2 separate regions of the Mus musculus genome follow, and region 1 is linked to region 2. Evidence: chromatin loops called from intact Hi-C (ENCODE). Cell type or tissue: left cerebral cortex. All regions are shown on one strand.

Region 1 (8,000 bases), 200 kb before region 2:
AAGAGTACGTGTTGTTCTTGCAGAGGACCCAGGTTCGATTCCTAGCACTGTGGCAGGTCACATCTGTCTATGACTCTAGTGCCAAAGGATGTGACACCTCTTCTGACATCCTTGGTCTCCAGGCATGCGTGTGGTTCACATACATACGTACATGAAGACAAAGCACTATATACAAAAAAGATAATAAAATAAATCTAAAGCTGGGCGTGGTGGCACACGCCTTTAATCCCAGCACTCGGGAGGCAGAGGCAGGCAGATTTCTGAGTTCGAGGCCAGCCTGGTTTACAAAGTGAGTTCTAGGACAGCCAGGGCTATACAGAGAAACCCTGTCTCAAAAAACCAAAATAAATAAATAAATAAATAAATAAATAAATCTAAAAAAATACATGGTTTTGATTTTTTGATTTTAGAGAGAACATCAGATTTTTGTAAGAGAATACCAGTTTGAAAGATTCATTCATATTCGTGAAGCCATGGCGAATTATTTAATGTATTCAAAGACATTTCCCTGTATCCAGTACAGCCAATAAACAAACAAACAATAAAAAGCAAGTACTCTATAAATATCTGTTCACATACAAGATATTCTAACTCTACTTCAGTTCTCCATTCCTATCAATCTGTGAGCCTTTCATGTCTGACTAATGGAGTTGACAGCTCACATATTATGAACGCGATAAAAGCTCCTGTGTGGGTGGACGTTATCTGTAGGAACACAGCACTAACCGTTGTAGATACTTGCAGAAACACTGGAGTTCCTGGAGTGTCTCTTTTGCAGTCTGGAAAATTTCCTCAGCAAGAAACAAATCCACCAGGTGTGCACAGACGGCTTCACAACAGCGGGCCACACGGACCTTCTGGTCTATTTCTACTGCACTCCTAAAATAGAGAGCAATTACCATAGAAGCAGCTACACCAAAGGGCATGGACACTTACGGGCCTGCTTTAAAAATGTGCGTCTGGGTCGGGAATGTCAGCTTGGCACAGCTAGAGTTATACGGAAAGAGAAACCTCAATTGAGAAAATGCCTCCATCCAATTGCCAATAGGCAAGTCCGTAAGGCAGTTTCAACTTCCTTCCATAATGAGCTGTGATGTGGCAGTGTAAGCCAAATAAAAAATAAACTCTTCCCTGTCCAAGCTGCTTTCAGTCACAGTCTTAGTCACAGCAATGAAAACCAAATTAGGACAGTATCTGCCTAGCATGTGTAAGGCCCTGGTTCTGACTGCTGCACCCACCCTAGAAGAAGCTGGAGTCTGACTTCCTATGGAAATACAGTAACAAATATAACATTTCCACTATAAGAGGGAGTTCAAGACTTTTATTTTTACTTAAAAGCAGATCACCTGGGAAGAAAAGCGAAAAATGTCATGGGGGTGCCAGATCAAGTCCAAACAGGCCACTGTAACAATCCAGAAATAAAGTTTTAACTCATAAAGCTATGGTGGCCTGCGTAAACTTCCTAACCCTAACGCCCAGGAGCCTGAGGTGAGAGCACCACTTGAGCACAGCAGCTGAACCTAACATAACAAGAAGCCACACACAAACTTTACTCTGTCCGGTGTGAGGGCCCCAGTGCACCATGGGTACACGTGCGTGGAGGCTGCAGGAAGTGCTCTCTTACTCCACTGAGTGGGTTCTGCAGACTGGCTCCAGGTCATTAAGCTCGGCAACAAGTGATTCTGAATTTTTATTTTTAATGACAACTTAGACAACTTCAAAGTCTTATCAGCAATATGTGGTATCTACAATTAGAAGTACCTTCCACACATGATAAATACTAGTGGCTACTAGGAATGGCTTCCTCTGGTCAGATGGTGGTTGCCCTCAGGTAAACCTGTATCTCAGACTTTCCTCTTTTTCAAAGAGAGTCTCACTAGTTAACCCCAGCTGACACAGAATTTGCTTTGTAGCCTGAGGTGGCCTAAAACCTGTTCTCCTCCCTCAGCCTCACAAGTACTGGGACGACAGGCAAGTACTGCTGTACCCAGATACAAAGAGAAACAGTGTTGTGGCATGCCACCTGTGTTTGGCAGCCTGCAGAGGCTGGATCAGGACAGCAGAGTCCCGGGAGGTGGGGTTACTCATGACTGTGAGTAACTGACGTAGGTCTAGGAATTAAACTCAGGACCTCTGGGTTTAGCAAGCACTCTTAACCACTGAGGTATTTCTCTCACCCAAAAAAAGAAACTTTTAAATAAAAGGATTCTACTAAATAAGGCAGAAAAAAAAAAAAAAAAAAACAACCTACCCCATTAAAGCAGAAGTAACCCTAAGCAGAGGAGACCCCTTCCCAATAACCCATCTTTGCCAGTGCCAGAGACACTCCAGACCGAGCCAGACTCAGACACCCAGAGCCGCAGGCACTTACCTCACACGTTAGCAAGCCCTGGGCTTTTATTTAGGACTAAAAATAAATTCACAGGGCTGGAGAGATGGCTCAGCGGTTAAGAGCACTGACTGCTCTTCCAAAAGGTACTGAGTTCAGGTCCCAGCAACGATATGGTGGCTCACAACCATCTGTAATGGGATCCAATGCCCTCTTTTGTTGTGTCCGAAGACAGCAACTGTGTACTCATGCACATAAATATTTGAAAAGAAACAGGCATAAACTTCCCTCTCCTTTAAAAAAATAAAAATAAGCTCACTAGCTTGACACAGTGGCACACCTCCAATTACAGCAGTTGGAAGGCAGAGGCAGTAAGTGGCTTTCTCTGAGTTTGAGACTACCCAGGTAACAAAGTGAGTTCAAGACCAGCCAGGACTACATAGTCAGACCTTGTCTCAGAAAACAAAACAAAACAAAACAAAACAAAACAAAACAAATGATATACTAAATTAATCTAGTACATGGAAGGCTCACATAGGAGAATAACCCAAGTTCAAGACCAACATGAACTACATAGTAAGTGCTAGGCCATTCTGGGCTACAAAGTATGATCCTGCCTCAGAGAATGGACATTTGACATCGTTTTGTGAGATCTCTTCCTTATAGCAACTGGAGAGACAGGCTCCCAAGTCTCGGACTAGGAAGAACACGGACTGCAAACACACTGCCTCTGAGCGGTGGGCGCTGTGCCGTGCACTGTGCTCCGTCCAGCTAATGCTCTCAGCAGGACAGAAGCACAGGGCAGACCTTCCTCAACAGCTCTCAAGTGAAAAGGCCAAGGAAGCCTCACACACAAGTTTAGAAAGGCTTCCTTAGGGCTGGTGAGATGGCTCAGTGGTTAAGAGGGCTGAGGGCTCTCCTGGAAGTCAAGAGTTCAAATCCCAGCAACCACATGATGGCTCACAACCATCCGTAATGAGAGAGAAACAAACAAACAAACAAACAAACAATCCCTATCCCTGCTCTCGGGGACCAGAGCAAGATGGGGAAAGGGAAAGGAAAAAAAAAGAAAAGAAAGAAAGGCTCCCTTAGTTGAAGAATAATGGCATATGGCCTACTATACAAAGGTTCTCTAGTAAATCTGCCAACAGACACATCTCATGCTTCCTGATAGGGACACTGACTCAGAGGGCCTCCCTATCAGAAAACAGCATGCTACATCTGTCTAGAAGCTTTTGATGCAGTACTTGGGAAGCTAGGCAGATGGAGCTCTCTGTGTCTGAGGCCAAGACCAGCCTGTCTACAGGACAGCCGGGGCTAGAAAGAGAGACCATGATATGCATACACATCATTACAACAGCTTGGCCACAGTCCCTCCTTCCTCCTGACATTCAGGACACAGTATGTCACTCACTGTAGCTCCTGAGAGCAGGTTTCCCACACACACTCTGTCACCGTGAGTTCTGTCAGCTCTGCGGCCAGACCCTCGCTCAGCTGAGTTAACATCAGTTCTCTCTCTTGCTTCAACCTAGGGGTAAACGGAAGAAAAGCACAAAGATAATACTTAAAGAATTCAGTTCAGTGGTTCAGTGGTTAAGAACGCAGTGTTTTTGCAGGTTCAGGTCCCACATGGCACTGCTCATAATTGCCTGTAGCTACAGCTCCAGAGACCTAACACCCAGAGGAACCTGCACACACATCAATATGCCATCCACCCTGCAACACACACAGGCACAGATACACACATACACCACATACCACACACACACACACACATACATACATACAAATACACACACACACACACACACACACACACACACACACACACCCTTCCCTTAGTCAAATCATTAGGGTGGTGAATGGTCCAACAGGGTCAGACGACAGAAGGGCTATCAGAAGTCAGAGGTCAGGGCTGGGGCAAACTAACCTCCATGCCCGTCTATAGGAGCAAGACACACCCACCGTTCCTCCTCAGCTCGTTGCTTCTCTTCCTCTAGTCTCTGCCTTTCCATGGAAACTTCCTCAGCGGCAACGTGCCTCAGAATGCCCGTGGTCGCAGCAGTAATCAGATCCTCCACAGCAGCATTGGAAACGCTTAACAAAACAAAGCAGGCGGCATTCAAACCCAGACAACAGCAAGCCACCATTCCCTCCTGCCATGGGAGACTTGTCTCTAGAAGGCAGAGACCTCAATACATGAAAACCAATCACAGGCGGACAAGATGGCTCAGCCGTAAAGCTGCCATGCTGTGCTAGCAGGTAACCTGAACAATAGTAATAACTAATAATAAACAAAATAAAGTTCTTCTAAAAAAGCATCTACAGTAAAGAAATACAACTATACTTACTACCTCACAAAGCTGCAATCGTCTTAATACTAATACTGTACACATATATAGTAATATATACGCATATATATATATATATATATACACACACACACACATATATACACACACATGCACACATACACATATACATGATGATTCTGTGACTTTTGCAATTATATAGCTCAAAAGATATAATTCACAAAGGAGTTCAAGAGTAATCAAGTTTAAAAACTAAGTTAAAAAATATATAAGTGAGTTTATCATATCTCTTATCATAAATAATCTTATTTTTGTAAATGAAATGGTAAACTAGTTTCACAAGGTATATTGCTTAGATTCAGGAATGAGAGAATCCCTAGTACGTTAAACTAAGGACAGAAACAGTTTGCACTACAACTCCAGGCCCTGTTGGTCATTTGAGCATCCCCGGGACAGTCTGGTTTACACACTGAGTTCAGGTAAGCCAGGGCCCCAAACTGAGACACCGTCCAAACAAATGCACAAACAAACAGACAGACAAAGCAAAGAAAAAAACATAAGCTATAAAACTTGTAGAAGAAAATACGAATATTTTCATGACATTGGATTTGGCAGTAATTTTCTAGGTAAGACCCTAAAGGCCCAGGTAACAAAAGAAACATTAGAAAGATTAGACTCCAAAAAGGTTTGACTCTTGTATGCATTAGAGACGTTACAAGAGGCGAGAAGAGAAGCGGGGTCAGAGCCAGGGCGGTGGCTCGGTTGTAGAGTGCTTGTCTAACAGGCCCAAAGGCTCACACCTCAGCGCTGCCTGCCAGGTGTACTTGAGAGGTGGGGGCTGAAACAGGGGAAAAAGACCATCCAGAGAATGAGAGAAAATACATGCACTTCTGTGTCTGATAAGAGATTAACATCCAGAATATAAAGACGCTCCTACAAGTCGACCACAAATAGCTCAAGCAGAGGCCAACAAGTTAACTTACAGTTCCAGGAAAACAGAAGAACAAACAGGACAGAAAAGAAGCAGCACCGCCAGCCATGAGGGACATACAAGTCAGGCTTTAATGAGATGCCACTCCTGTCACAAAGAACGGGAGACAGAGAGCCACCACTCCCAGACGGACGGACAGACTGGCAGTGCACGCCTGCAATCCTGGTGCTCAGGAGGCTAGGGGCGGCAGTCAGGAGTTCAAGGCTACAGGCTGGCATGGTGAAGTATAGCTTCAGCCCCAGCAGAGGGGGAGCAGAAGCAGGCTGATCTCAGGGAGCTGGAGGCCAGCACGGTCTACAGTGTCCAGTTCAAAAGCTAAAACAAAAGGGCAGTACTGGAGAGACGGCTCAGCAGTTAGGAGCACTGAGTATTCCTGAGGACCTGAGTTCGATTCTCAGTACCCACAGGACACCTCACAACCATCTGTAACTTCAGCTCCAGGGGAGCTGATGCCTTCCTCTGCCCTCTGCAGGTACTGGGTATACATGGAGGACACACATACCTGCAAGCTAAACCCTTCAACACATAAAATAAACAATCAAATAATTAAGACTTGAACCGTTTAAAAAAGGAATCACAAATGGAAATTACATACTAATAAGAACTAAAGGTCAGAAACAGGAGAAACCGCACCTCCCTAGAGACCAGAAGAAACATTTAGGCCTCAGAGAGGTGCAAAGTCCCTGAAATTGTCACCGTGGATCTTAAGCACATGGAACAGGGACTTGCTGGTAAGAGAGAACAGCTTTATTAGGAAGGACATGACTGTGCCCAGAAAGCAATTGTCAGCCAAGCAAGAAAGGCTGACACGCTAGTCACCACTCACCCCAGAGCTGCGGCTACGTAGGCTGCCCCAGCGGAGCTGACTTCCTCACAGTCCACTTGCAGAGCCTCCTGGATGAGCTCGTCCACCACCTGTACCAGGTCCTAAGGAGAGACATCTTGCGTGAAGACTTCTTAGTGACATTTGTGAAGGTGTTCCCAGCAAAGCACAGGGACCTTAGTGTAGAGGGCTGCAGGAAGACTCTGAACAACAGAAAGATGCCTTCCACAGAGGTGAGGGCAAGCAAGCCTGCTGAGGACTGCCCTGTAGGTGGCCCCAACAGCACCTTTAGCCATCATTTTGTGTGCACATTAAATCCTCAATTCCTGTGACCTATGAACTTTCCCTCTAGACCCTCTGACCCTCCAGTAGGGACAGTGTCCAGCATCTGCCTGAGAGGCCAGTGAGACACAATCAAGTCCCCACTTGTGCAACAAACAAGATCTGCTCAAAACCAAAGCCTCCCTCTGCCGACAGGTACAAAGCAGTGTCGTGACCCACAGGCCCTGGACAGCCATTTGCTGGGTGCTGCACATGAGCAGAACAGACATGTAGGGTTCAGCTTGGTATGGAAGGAGGCACTCAAGTGTAGCTCTGACTATGATGAAGATGGGCCCCTGTTGGTACCTGAGGCTGACTGAGTAGATCCAGCCTCTCCCCCTCCCCCTCCCGACTCGGGCTCCTATCTAACGAGACCAAGCAACACAGCACCCTTACACAGAATGCTACAGACGTCATGAGGCTTTAACACGCACGATCCCTACCGAGTCAGAGTACACAGGCGCAGGCTTTGGAAGCAGCACCTCAGGCTGCGTGGAGGCCTGGAGAAGGCTGGGTGCTGCGGCTGGGGCCAGTGGCTGGACATGAAGCGCCGGCGTGGCTGAGGATGCAGGAGGCGGCTGTGGGAGGACCGCCAATGTTGGCACGTCCACCTCTGCCTCACAGTCCTCTCCTCTGCCACCACCTAGAAAGAGACACAAGGTGCTGAAGACACTTGCTAGCAGAGCACACAACTACAGTCTCTAGAAAAGGACACAGCTATCTGTAGCGTGAGGGGCAGACTGCCCTCCTGACAACCATTCAGGGACATGGCACAGGATGACAGATGCCCTGTGTGGAAACGCACTATCACAAGCTCTAACAGGGGCTTCAAAACTCCAGATCCAGGCAAAGCAAGAGATATTTAAGCATCTGGCCAAGACAGAATCTTCGAGTGACAGGGAGGCTTCCAAGAAGGGAAACGTACTTGACTCACCTGCTGGGTCTCCACCAGCTCTCTGAGTGCTGATGGGCAGCTCCGTAGCCAGGCTCTCTCCAACGTACTTATTCTGGGAGTTGAAGCTGCACACAGGTGTATGGCGAGGAACAGGGGGCAACGGCCCTCCATTCACAACTTCCCCAACTGACACCGTCAGCTTCCGGCCAATAAACACTGACTTCCTGGCCTTGCATAATCCCTCCGGTTCCAAGAATGCCGACCGATTCAGCTCAACACAGCTACGCAGACCACAAAGAGCACAGCAAGTAGTCAGCAGGGAAAGAAGA
Region 2 (8,000 bases):
AGTGTACGTCTGAGACAAGCAAGGCCTCCTTCCCATATCCATGGATAACTCATGCCTTCTCACGCCCACAGCCGCCCACAGCCGCCCACAGCTGCCCACAGCCGCCCACAGCTGCCCACAGCTGGTCTGGCTCTCTGCTTATTCATTTAGCTGCCCACAGCCTCCCACAGCTGCCCAGGCTCTCTGTTTATACATTTAGCTGCCCATAGCCTCTTACAGCTGCCAACAGCTGCCCAGAACTACCCTAGCTCTCTGCTTATGCACTCAGCCACCCACACCCGCCCACAGCTGCCCACAGCCAGCCATATCCACCCACAGCTGCCCACAGCCACCCACAGCTTCCCTAGCTCTCTGCTTATGCACTCAGCTACCCACAGCTGCCCACAGCCATCCACATCCACTCACAGCTGCCCACAACCACCCACAGCCAGCCACATCTGCCCACAGCCACCCACAGCTGCCCTGGCTCTCTGCTTATGCACTCAGCTGCAGTCGGTGGTCACTTGAGCACATCGCTTCCTTCCAGCGTTTTCTTTCTAGAGATGAATGTTAGCCCTAATAGCTCTGCCCTGTCTCCTCCATCCACATCCCTCCAGGTACCAGAGAGCTAGCTTCCCTTCACAGGCCTTGATTTGCACTTCACTTACTGGTCCTTTATGATGTCGTATCCAGTCTTGGTAACACGGAACAGTCTGTTGCCTTCTTTCCTTAGGAGACACTTGCCCCCCAAAGAATGTGAAACTGGGAGCCCCTGTAGATGCCTGTTTCCCTTCTATGTACCTGTGTTGGGAGAGGTTTATAATGAAACCCTAGCGTCACCATGGCTGCAGGACCCTAGTTATTGGAGCCCTGAGCAGACGGAGCCTCCTTGTTGCCAAGTTCTCTAACACATCTGTTACATCTTGCCAGCCTTGAATGACTGAATGATGGAAGTCTACCCAAAGGAGAGGGCACAAGGGAGAGGCAGGACATCTTTGGTGAAGGTGTAGATCACACATCTCTAAAGCCACTCGCAGGAGCCGCACTTGTTGTCCCATCGGCCATCTGTGGTCAGGCCAGGCCTTGCTGGGCCACAGTAACAAACACAAGTCTAAAGCCAGGCCTCCTGTGAAAGATTTCCAGACTCTTACTTGTTGCTGAGCAGGAAATGATCGTGTGTGTCTTGTGGTGATCACTACTAACCTAAGAAGGACTGCTTTGCCAAATTGTAGCGGTGATCTTGTTAAAACAGGCTTATGTGCAGCCAGGACTCAGCCTGGCTGTCAGCAGTGTGATGCCTTACACACTGTGTGCTCTTGGCCCGCTGGCCCTCCAGTCACCTTTTATGCTTTACACAGGGTCAATATCTTCCTGCGATGCCTTCCTCAACGTCTTCCAGTCCAGAGGTCTGAGGCCAGAGGTCATCTGTCCTTGTGCCAGTTCTCCTGAGGCGCTGACAGTAGCCATCCGCAGGTAACTGAGCTGCATGCTGTCTTTTGTGAACACACATTCGAATAGTCTATGTTTGATGGAGTTACCTATGGCTCTAAGTTTGTAGTCTGTTTCTAACTGTTGGGCATCCTGAAGAAGGACTTCCTATCAGTGCCGCAGTCCCCCTCAGGTAGCAGGAGGTGCAGCCTACAGTTCCATGGTTCCTGGACTACACCACTGGATTCTCTCAATTTAGTTCTCCTTACACTTCTTCCCAAATCAAGAGCTTGCTATTTCTGCCTGATCGTACGTAAAAGTTATAACTAAACAAGAGCTCTTTGTCCTGAGAGGTTCTGCTGGCTGTGGGTCTGCTGAAGAGGACCTTTAACTTACCAAGGGAAGCATCTGCCACCATAAGCTCTGCACCCCAAGCTGCTCTTTGTGGCACATCTTGGGATGTAGAGTAGGGCCTTGAGGTTGCCCTGAGAGTCCCCACCCCATCTAAGAGCTAGTATCCTAGTATCTGGTCCCTGGGTTCCTTCCTATATTTCTTGCACACAGCATGTTGTTCCCAAACCACAGCTAGGCCCAAAGGCACTTTCCTTCCTTGGTCATGAGACTCCTGGTATTGCTGATCCTGCCCTTGAGCACCATTCTGTGGGGCTTCAGGCCATGTGCTCACAGTAGAGGACATCTCCTCAGCATCTTACAGAATTGCCTCAGCTCCGGTCATGTATGCATTGTGCTTATAATTTAAAGATAGTGTGTGCTTACAAATATCTAAGTTTTAAGTAACTATTTTAATAATAGAATTAAAAGCAGCGTCCCATGTCTTGGGAAGGGTTCTATCAGGCCATCTGCTGTGGGGAGGTGGTGTTATAAAGGTAACATGGGCCTGAGCGCCCTCTGCACATGGATGGTATCACAGCCCATTGCAGCCCAGAGGCCTCCTAATAGTTAGTCTGCCCACCTGAGTACCCTAGGACTCTGTGCTAAGGTCCCAAGGTAACCAGATAGAAATTGAGTCACCTCTGATAATAGTATTGAAGCCATACTGTAGAGAGGCACATGGCTTTAGAGTACACTGTCTTGACCAGGCCACACACAGAGCAGGTGCTTTAGTGAGGGACTGAGCGTCAGTCGAGTTCCTTGTTTCTTGGAGTGAGGGCCCTCGTCAGCAGGCCTGCTGGTGTTCTTGTTGCCTAGGCCTCCAGATCTGGGAGGACCTCCTCCAAGAAAAGCTGTCCTGTCAATGAACGGCCTGAGCTACGGTGTGATCCGAGTTGACACTGAGGAGAAGCTGTCGGTTCTCACTGTTCAGGATGTCGGCCAGGTGATGCCCGGAGGTAAGAATCGGCCAGAGTGCATCTGCATCCTGCCCTGATTGACAACAGAAAGAGCATTAGTGCACCAGCAGTGCTAGCTCACTCGCTGTACACCAGGCCTAGTCCTTAACCTCGTGCCTCTTGGGGGATTTAACACCCTGCAGTTTCTATAGGGTACCTCAGAAAAAACTGATGCTGTAAATGCCTGGATGATGAGGTCACCCGAGTAGATTGTCAGAATCACCTGTGGTGACAGATGTGGAACCTCCCCCACCCCACCCAAAAAAAAAAGGGAAGGAAGGAAGAAAATCACATCTGCACCCTCCTGCAGATGCTGGCCCGGGCATTTCCCTGCTGCTTTGAGGAAGGACAGGGAGAAGGGGTGTTGGAGTGGTCCTCTAAGTGTCACTGAGGAATGGGGCCAGAGTCTGGCTCAGGAGCCCTTGGAAGCAGGGATGCTGTCAAACTGCTCTAAGTTTACTACTCTTACAGCTACTGGTTGCTGCCCTGGCACCCCATTCCTGCCACAGGCAGTATTCCACTCTTCTGTCCTGGGTTCCTCTTTGATGCTGTGATGAAACATGCTGACCAAAAGCAGCTAACAGGAAGGAAGGTTTCATTTGGCTTACACTTTCAGGAAAGTCAAGGCAGGAGCTTGAAGCAGAAACTATGGCAGAACTCTGTTTGTTGGCTTATGTTTAGATAGTTTTTTTATACATCTCTAGCCACCTACTGAAGGAATGGTACCTCCCACAGTGCTCTGGGCTCTCCTCCATTAATTAATAATCAAAACAGTTTAACTGTCATAGGCTTGTCCATGGACCAGTCTGTTTTAGGCAGTTTCTCAATTGAGGAACCTCCTCCGAGAGGACTGTAGGCTGGGCCAAGTTGGCAAGGCTAATCAAGACACTTTGTTAGTTCCAGAAGTAGGGTGCTATCTTGCATACCCAGTTACCCTCAACATCGGTGCTCCCCTCTTCTGCCAGATGTGTGGGTTCTGCTGGCTGCCTGGCGTCCTGGCCTCAAGCTGCAGTCTGTGGCCCAGGCAGCCTTGATGAAGGGTGCTAAACTCCAGACACAGAAGCTTCAGATACACTGGTCCCTGGGTTAGGCAGAGTTCTGACTGCAGTGAACATAGAGGTTTAAATTAGAGTTTCTGGCTCCACCTTTTAATTCATGGGAATTATATTTCTTCCTATAATTTGACTCCCTTAGAAACAGTCTTGCGGAATGCTTGACTTTGTAGTTAAAACATTTTCAAAAGCATGGCGGATGACTTCAACAGTCTCAGCACTTAGGACGCTGAAGCAGAGGAGTCCTGTGTTTGGGGCCTGCTTGGGCTACCTAGTAGACCTGGTCTCAACAACAACCAAATGATAAAATAAAAACAGACAATGGAGTAATATTGTTTACTTGTTCAAGTAGGTTGTAAATTGTGTGTGGGGGATTGTGAGTAATACTTAGTTTGTATATTCCTTTGTATGCAGAGGGGGACACATGTATGTGCGTGTGCACGTAGGGGCCTGAGGACAACCTCCGGTGGTGTTACTTAGACATTCTAACCCTTACTTAGAAATAGGGTCTCAGTGGCCTGGAGCTCTCTGACTCGGCTAGTCTGGCTAGCCAGCAAGCCTCAAAGATCTGCCCATCTGTCTACCCAACACTAGAACTTAAAAAAAAAATGCCATTGTGCATGGCTTTCTAACACATTGTACATGGCTTTCTAAAACATTGTGCACGGCTCTGAGATTTATTTAGGTCCCATGCTTCCTGGCACCCACTTTCCTAGCAGCTGTCTCCCGTCCTCGCTATTTATTTTGAATACATCAAGAGTTACACTTGTTTTCCTTTATTGCTCTGAGGCATGCAAACCTGTCTTGTGTTGTGCACTTCCCAGTCATATATCTGTACACACACTCCCACATGTCTGTACATGTGCTCCCAGGTGTTTTTCTGTGTATGTGTCCGCCAGATATGTGTACACATGCTTTGTGACACTTTCCCTGGAGAACAAATGAACAGCTATCTACTCGCCCCAGGCAGGGAATCCATAACAGCCCAAAGTCAGGATAGCATCCACGTCCAACTTAGTGGACCAGTGAGCTTCAGGAGTGGAAATGATCCCACGACAGCCGTATCACTGAAAGCCAACCCCAGCCTAGATGACTGCTCACAAAAGCTGGAGACCTGGAACACGCTGTACAACCTGCAGTCAGTGTAAGAGGCTGGAGAGCTTGCTCAGGCAGCTCAAGTGGTCTGAGACTCTTCTATGCAGTTGGACTTCCCTGAGAATGTATCTCCCGATTCAAAGCAAGTTATATGCAAGCTTTGGGAGGAGAGAGCCTAATGAATCTGCTGAGTTTTAGGGATTTTTTTCTGAAGCTTTTAAGTTGTTTATTTCCTGAATTTTGTGAAGTTTCCTTGAAGGGTGGAATGTTTCACTTCCCTTGAAAACATTCCATGTCTTAACACGCTTCAGTCCAAGACAGATGTCTCACCTCTGACGAAATGGCCACACAATGACTGATTGTGCACACACTTCCTAGGCATTCTCTCTGGGGTTGGGGCCCTTCCCAGCGTTTGGCGGTTGCTTAATTGACTGGGCTTCTGGGCACAGTCAAATCTAATAAGTCTTATTCCAGCGCTGAAGTGTGCTGTACCGGCCTCCTAGCATTCACACTTATACAATATCAAGTGGATTTGTAGTAATTTGAGTGATTTTTGTGACTTTTAAATCATCTCTGTGCACACTGAAGGTAAATACTCCCGTCCGTGTACATGGGAAAATGAGATTCTGTTAGTCAAGAGAGTATTGGATAGGGCTGGTGAGATGGCTCAGCAGTTAAGAGCACTGACTGCTCTTCCAGAGGTCCTGAGTTCAATTCCCAGCAACCACATGGTGGCTCACAACCATCTGTAATGGGATCTGATGTCCTCTTCTGGTGTGTCTGAAGACAGCTACAGTCTACTTGTACACATAAAATAAATAAATCAATCTTTTTTTAAAAAAAAAAAAAAGAGTATTACATAGATGTAGTTTACTTTTTAATCACATCTGACCCTCCCCATTCTGCATGTCTGCATGTGTGCATTCATGTCTCTGTGTGTGTGTATGTCTGTGTGTCTGTGTGTCTGTGTGGTCTGTATCTGTCTTTCTAGCGCGGGCAGTGGACCCAGACCTCCTTATATCCTAAGTGAGCTCGCTACCACTTATAGCCGTATCCCTCACGCTGCTTATAACAAGTACTTAAATAGCACTGTCCACACCCACACCGTGACTCTCTGTATAAGAATTTGCAGCCTGTGTAATGTTTTGTTTCTATAACTTCAATTATAGCAGCAGTGCCAGGCACGGTGGCGCACTTATTATCTCATCACTTGGGAGGCAGAGGCAGGTGGATCTCTGTGAGTTCCTCAGGCCAGCTCCATCCAAATAGAGAGGCCTGGGCCAGTCAGAGCTACACAGTGTCTCAAAAACAAACAAATGAAAAACCCCTCGAATATGTGAGCAAGAAAACTTTTGTGAGTGATCTGTTTAAATATATACCTTGATGATTTTGAATTCTTTTCTCTGTTTAGCTAGTGTGTGTGTTGTGAAGGTAGATGGTGCCCCTTATCTCTGTAAAACTGATGAAATTGGAGAAATCTGTGTCAATTCTGTTGCAACTGGGACAGCATACTATGGACTGCTTGGAATCACGAAGAATACATTTGAGGTGCGTATCCCCTTCCTGATCTTTATCTTGAAATCAAATCCCATGAGTGTTGATGGGCACAAATGTTCAGGGGGAAGTGGAGGCCCCCGAGGAGTGATTCACACACTCCACAGGCTTAGCTGGCTTCGGCCAGTGAGAAGGTACCGATAGGACCCCAGCTCTGCTCACTGTATGATCCCTGTTGTTCACGATAAGTCCCTGTAAGGACAGGTGATACCAGGAGCTGGGTGTACAAATAGGTGAGGGTTGCTGGAGTCCTGGGTAGGTGCTGTATCCACTCAGCAGAGCAGACAAGGTGAGAGAATGGTCTGTGGAGGGCCAGGTGCCCTGGGAGTCTCTTCCTGTGGGACACTAAACCCTGGGCCACAGGCGGTGTGTGGTATTTGAAATGGCTAAAGTAATGCCATCTTTCCCTAACTCGATTTTGTGTCCGCTAAGACAGGTCTCAGCCTTCCAGCCCTCATCAATCACATCCACCCTGGTTATGCTTTTTGAGCTGTCTGTGACCAGGAGTGTGGTCCAAATATGTTAATGAAAGTAATAAATCTTTGTGCAATCTAAAACTGAAAATTGAAACAACTAAGAGGAAATGTAAATAAAATGCTGCACATTTGAAAAACAATGCTGCTAAGCTTTGCAAGAGGACAACATTACCGAATGTTCTAGCTCCCTGATGGATGTCTTCCCCCTCGAGCATTGACGTAACAGTGGGCTTTGTCTTTAAGAAGCCTGCGTCATCACCAAGAGGCAATTTGGAGGCCTGAGCCTGCCTTGGCCTGGCCACTATTGAGTCCTCCTGCTTGCCCGCCCTGTCTTTCTAGTAGTCAGTGAGTTGTCTGCTGCCTGACATCCTCTCCCCTGTTCTGGCAGACCGTCCCGGTCACTGCGGACGGAGTCCCTGTCTCTGACCGGCCTTTCACCAGGACAGGCCTTCTGGGATTTATCGGACCTGTGAGTATGAGTGTGACCTCCTATACCCGCCCAGCTGCAGAGAGCGCTGGCGGAGGAAAGGAACGCTGCTCTGTAAACACGCTCCTGTCCCCAGTGTCCTAGGTTCTCAGTGTGACCTTGGCCTGTCGTGCTGACCACCCTGGCCTGCTTCTGACCTGCATGTACTGTTTCTCCAGCCACCGACCCACAGTGGGCCCCGGGTGCGAAACGAAGTGGGGGTGATTTTGTTTTTATCATTTTTTTCCAGTTTTGATATTTAAAATGATAAAATGAATACATCTGCAGCATCTAGGCCCACCTCTTCTCAGGTGGATGCGTGTGTCCTTTCCCAGAAACATTGGTTGTCACAGCTCAGGGACGGGCTCACTCCCTTGTGGGTGTCTGCAGGCCAGAACTGCTTAGTACCAGCTAGTGTAATGTGGCGGTGTCTGTAGCTACATAGTTAGCTCATGGGTCACATGACACACCATGAGGCCTTGCCCTTGTTGGAGCATCTCAGAGTCGTTCACACACCCACCCATGACTTTATAGCCCTTTAACATTGATGCCCCTTTCCCACCCTTCAGTGCTGCCCTCTCTTCACCCATGTGATCTGTCC

The links. Peaks named below come from ENCODE experiments on the same cell type or tissue, not always from the same donor. Only the 100,000 strongest peaks of a DNase experiment are listed, where the experiment ranks them.
Region 1: a loop joins it to region 2, with 2.3 times the contacts of the local background. A loop is called at or near these places in 2 of 42 quality-filtered maps.

The regions. Positions count from the first base shown.
Region 1 is chr10:76,489,287-76,497,286 of GRCm38, reverse strand. It overlaps Mcm3ap (minichromosome maintenance complex component 3 associated protein), which reads right to left. Exons shown (of 29, transcript NM_019434.3): 12 at 7,711-7,952; 13 at 7,220-7,419; 14 at 6,459-6,559; 15 at 4,295-4,426; 16 at 3,744-3,857; 17 at 727-879. Among named protein-coding and RNA genes, the nearest start is that of Ybey, 24 kb to the right of the region's middle. In left cerebral cortex, a CTCF peak has its summit at 3,595; DNase peaks (open chromatin) are centred at 790, 1,174 and 3,603.
Region 2 is chr10:76,285,764-76,293,763 of GRCm38, reverse strand. Dip2a (disco interacting protein 2 homolog A) reads left to right here. Exons shown (of 38, transcript NM_001081419.2): 17 at 1,338-1,452; 18 at 2,617-2,756; 19 at 6,315-6,451; 20 at 7,322-7,402. Among named protein-coding and RNA genes, the nearest start is that of S100b, 36 kb to the right of the region's middle. In left cerebral cortex, no CTCF peak of the experiment used is centred here; DNase peaks (open chromatin) are centred at 3,669, 4,515 and 6,009.